2 separate regions of the Homo sapiens genome follow, and region 1 is linked to region 2. A link is a loop called in an ENCODE intact Hi-C map of the cell type or tissue named here. Cell type or tissue: PC-9. All regions are shown on one strand. Region 1 has its middle 88 kb from the start of CUX1. Region 2 has its middle 25 kb from the start of CUX1.

What was found. Hi-C counts contacts between places; a loop is a spot of excess contacts. Peaks named below come from ENCODE experiments on the same cell type or tissue, not always from the same donor. Only the 100,000 strongest peaks of a DNase experiment are listed, where the experiment ranks them.
Region 1: a loop joins it to region 2, with 8 times the contacts of the local background. A loop is called at or near these places in 5 of 110 quality-filtered maps.

Annotation. Positions count from the first base shown.
Region 1 is chr7:101,728,087-101,730,586 of GRCh38, reverse strand. No RefSeq gene overlaps it. Among named protein-coding and RNA genes, the nearest start is that of CUX1, 88 kb to the left of the region's middle. In PC-9, no CTCF peak of the experiment used is centred here; a DNase peak (open chromatin) is centred at 1,026; H3K27ac peaks cover 2,000 bases.
Region 2 is chr7:101,790,965-101,793,464 of GRCh38, reverse strand. No RefSeq gene overlaps it. Among named protein-coding and RNA genes, the nearest start is that of CUX1, 25 kb to the left of the region's middle. In PC-9, no CTCF peak of the experiment used is centred here; DNase peaks (open chromatin) are centred at 964 and 1,224; H3K27ac peaks cover 2,412 bases.

The sequences.
Region 1 (2,500 bases), 63 kb after region 2:
GTGGATCACGAGGTCAGGAGTTTGAGACCAGCCTGGCCAATGTGGTGAAACTCCGTCTCTACTAAAAATACAAAAATTAGCCGGGCATGGTGGCGTGCACCTGTAATCCTAGCTACTCAGGAGGCTGAGGCAGGAGAATCACTTGAACCCGGGAGGCGGAGGTTGCAGTGAGCTGAGATCACACCACGGCACTCCAGCCTGGGCAACAGAGCAAGACTCCATCTCAAACAAACAAAAAACCAAAGAGCTAAAATAAGACCCATGTATCTGGAGTGAAGGGGCCATGGGGAGGATGAGCTGTGGGGGCTCCCAGTAGGGGTAGGACTCCCAGGGGTCAAACCAAGTTGGGCCCAAGAGCTCAGTATTTATCCCCAGAAGGCACTGAAGGGTTTTAAGCTGAAAGACTTGGCCCTGATTGAAGTTTTGTGTTTTACAACATAACGTAAATGCCGAGGCCAAAGCCAGGCTGGGTGCGGCGGCTCACACCTATAATCCCAAGGCTTTGGGAGGCCAAGGTGGGAGAATCGCTGGAGGCCAGGAGTTCGAGACCAGCCTGGACAACATAGACCCCCTACATTTACAAAACATTTAAAACATTAGCTGGGCATGGTGGCACATGCCTGTCATCCCAGGTACCCTGGAGGCTGAGGTGGGAGGATCACTTGAGCCAGGAGTTGAAAGCTGCATTGAGCCATGATGGCGCCACTGCACCCCAGCCTGGGTAACACAGTGAGAGAGACGCTGTCTCTAAAATAAACAAAACAAATCCCAAAGCCAGAGCACTGGGAGTCACAGAGCTGACTGGGGGTGAGGTGGGGGGTGTCAGACTCTCAGGCTCCAAGTGGAAGAGCTGAGAGGGCTGAGAGGCCTGTGGGAAGGTGTGGCCCAGGGCTGTGTTTGGTTAGTCCAGCAGGATCCTTGGGCACCACCCCCAGTGTGCACCAGGGTGTGGCCCAGCCCTCCGGCATGAAGGCGCCACGCACTGTGAGCTATTCCTTCTACATGCACGGCGACCGCAGCCTTTGGTCTTGATAAGTAGATTATGTTGATTCACGGCCTTGGACTTCAAATTACAAAACCACGGTCTGGCTTGGGATAGTTCACCAGAGAGCGGAGAGATAGCTGGTCACAAGGCAGCCATGCGTCATCCCTGCCTCGATCTCAGGGAACTCTGTCCAGTGGGCTCTGCGTTTGCCTAGCATGAGAGAGGGCCATTTTTCTGCTTGGCCCCAGCCGCATTTAAGAAGCAGCTGAGAGCAGTGGCTAACGTCTGTAATCCCAGCACTTTGGGAGGCCAAGGCAGGCAGATCACTTGAGGTCAGGAGTTGAAGACCAGCATGACCAACATGGTAAAACCCCATCTCTATAAAAATACAAAAATTAGCCGGGCATGATGGCAGGTGCCTGTAATCCCAACTACTCAGGAAGCTGAGGCAGGAGAATCACTTGAACCCGGGAGGTGGAGATTGCAGTGAGATGAGATTGCGCCACTGCACTCCAGCCTGGGTGACAGAGGGAGACCCCGTGTCAAAGGAAAAAAAAAAAAGAAGCAACTGTAAGCAGGAACTCAGGCAGGCTGGGTGGGGACGGCAAGGCCTCCTATTGCCAAGGAGCTTGAGGAAGATTGTCGCTGGGGTTTTTTGTTTTCTCCTGTTTAAGTAATAGCTTTATTGAGATATAATTCACATACCATGCAATTCATCCATTAAAAATATACAATTCAATGGCTTCTAATGTATCCATTAGTGCAATTTCTACAATCAATTTTATTTTTATTATAATTTTAATTTTTTTTTTAATTTTTTTTTTGAGACAGGGTCTCGCTCTGTCACCCAGGCTGGAGTGCACTGGTGGCATCTCGGCTCACTGCAACCTCCTCCTCCCGAGTTCAAGCGATTCTCCTGCCTCAGCCTCCCGAGTAGCTGGGATTACAGGCACCTGCCATCACGCCCGGCTAATTTTTGTATTTTTAGTAGAGATAGGGTTTCGCTATGTTGCCCAGGCTTGTCTTGAACTCCTGACCTCAAGCGATCTGCCCACCTCAGCCTCCCAAAGTGCTGGGATTACAGGAGACAGAAGCTTCTTTCTCTGAGTTCCAGGATCCAGTGCAGGTGAGGAGCCCCACACGCCTGAACAGTAATTACAGCACAATGCAATCAACGTGTAATTAACTGTGTTACACGGCATGTTGCCCACTCTCACTGCTTTGCAAGTCCCGGGAGCGGGGAGATTGAGGGAACAGAGAAACCTACTGACTAATGCTAATCCCACCCAGGGTGCAGAGCCTGGAGCCTACAATTATCTTACCTCCAGCTGCTCCCTGAATCCTGTGGCAGGATGGTGGAGTATAGGGTCTACACCGTAGCTCTGAGCACGTGGGCTTTAAAGCCTCCTCCTAAATGCAGAATTCTGGACAGATGCGCGATTATGATGCTTGTCAGAGCGACAGGACTTACAATGGGATTTTTGGTGGGTCACAAGTGTTTCACATAAAAGGCCT
Region 2 (2,500 bases):
AGCTGGAGTGCAGTGGCGCGATCTAGGCTCACTACAACCTCCACCTCCCGGGTTCAAGCTATTCTCTTGTGTCAGCCTCCCGAGTAGCTGGGATCACAGGTACGCGCCACCACACCCAGCTAATTTTTTGTAATTTTAGTAGAGACGGGGTTTCGTCAGGTTGGCCAGGCTGGTCTCGAACTCCTGACCTCAGGTGACCCACCCGCCTCAGCCTCCCAAAATGCCGGGATTACAGCTGTGAGCCACCACGCCCCACCACGTGTAATAAATGTCTGATGAGTGCAGGTAGGAAAAAAGGAGCCGGGCTCCTTCCTCAGTGAAGAGTTAAAGGTCAAGGGTCATGAGGTCTAATCTATCCCTCTGTACAGTTTATTTTCAGGGTCTCCTTTTGTATTTAAGAATGGGTGAGCAGCTGTGGACGGTGGCTCACGCCTGTAATCCCAGCACTTTAGGAGGCTGAGGTGGGAGGATTGCTTGAGCCCAGGAGTTTGAGACCAGCCTGAGCAACATAGCAAGACACCGTCTCTACAAAAAATAAAAAAATTAGCCAGGTGTGGTGGTGTGGGCTTGTAGTCCCTGGTACTTGGGAGGCTGAGGTTGCAATCCTTAAGGAGAATCGCTAGAGCCTGGGAGGTCAAGGTTGCAGTCAGCTTAAATCACACCACTGCACTCCAGCCTCAGTGACAGAGCAAGACCCTGTCTCAAAAAAAAAAAAAAGGGAAAAGAAAAAAATAATGGGAAAACCATACCAGCCACCTCCTACCTTGCTGGAAGGTGACCAGCCTGAGGTCTGGTTTTCCACAATTTCCTGAAAACTTCCCAAACATCTGGCGCCAGTGTGAAAAGAGCCGGGTGAGGCCTGGAGCCAGAATTAGGCCATCAGTGTTCCCTGAACCTGATAAAATCCTAACCGTCCCAGAAGCCAAGCTGGACTGGGGCGTGAGATCATCACATGCCTGAGATACTTGAATCAACTTGTTCACAGCTTTCCTGGGTCATGTTTTTCATAATTCATGATTCACAGGAGACTTTTAACAACAAAAACATTCAGATTAAATTTTTATATGAGATGTTTTTCCTTTCTTCTACAAGCATTATCAACCATTTCGATCACAAAAAAAAAAAAACCCTCTGCCCACCTCCATAATTATTTAAGGATTTTTTTTTTAACTTGTTTTTCTACTTAATTTGATTCAAAGATAGGAACTCTGGGTATCGAAAGGTGGCATTAAATTGTGGTTTCTCAGGTGACTCAGACAATTTGATGATCCAATTTGTTTTCCTTTCTTTCTTTTTTTTCCTTTTTTTTTTTGAGTCAGGGTTTCGCTCTGTCGCCCAGGCTGGAGTGCAGTGGTGTGATCACCAGTCACTGCAGCCTGGAACTCCTGGGCTCCAGCGATCCCCCCATCTCAGCCTCCCAAGTAGCTGGGACTACAGGCATTTGCCACCACACTTGGCTAATTTTTAAATTTTTTGTAGAGATAGGATTTCACTATATTGCCCAGGCTGGTCTTGAACTCCTGGGCTCAAGCAATCCTCCCACCTTGGCCTCCCAAAGTACTGGGATTACAGGGGTGAGCTACCATGCCTGGCGCTTTTTTTTTTTATTAAATAGTACATGATGCCCTGTCCCTCAAATGAAAACAAATAGGGCAGATTGCTTGAGCCCAGGAGTTTGAGACCAGCCTGGGTAACATGGCGAAACCCTGTCTCTACAAAAAAATACAAAAATTAGCTGGGCATGGTAGCACGTGCGTGTAATCCCAGCTACTCGGGAGGCTGAAGTGGGAGGATCACTTGAGTGCAGAACATCAAGTTTACAGTGAGCCGTGATCATGCCACTGCACTCCAGCCTGGGTGACAGAACAAGATCCTGTCTCAAAAAAAAAAAAAAAAAGAAAAAGAAAGAAAAAGAAAAGAAAACCACACCAGAAAATCTTTTAGCAATACCCTCAAGTCAGTTTTCTCTTTTTTCTTTTTTTTCTGCTGAAAGAATACTCAAAGAAACAGCCCAGCTCTTTTTATTTCTCATGGATACTTTTCAGGGACCTATGTGTGTAACCATTAAAAGACATATTGGAACCATGCTGAAAATTCCATCTCTTTGAATAAGGACTGACTTCACCCAGTCCCCAAGAAGTAACAAGACGGCTGATTACTGTCATTATTTTTGCCATTTGAAAACTCTCCACAGATGTTTCTTTCTCTACGGTCAGAGAGGCTGCTGCTTCAAGAGTAAGACTTGTGCCATGTTGCCTTCAAACAGGAGAAGGGGAGGGGAAAACGATTTAAAAACAAGAGGGAGCTGGGTGCTGTGGCTCATACCTGTAATCCCAGAGCTTTGGGAGGCCAAGGCAGGAGGACTGCTTGAGACAAGGAGTTCGAGTCCGGCCTGGGCAACATAGTGAGATCCCATCTCTATGACTGATAATTAAAAAAAACAAAACAAAACATGTTTTAATTAAAAAAAGAAAAATCAACAAAGAGTATTTTTATGATG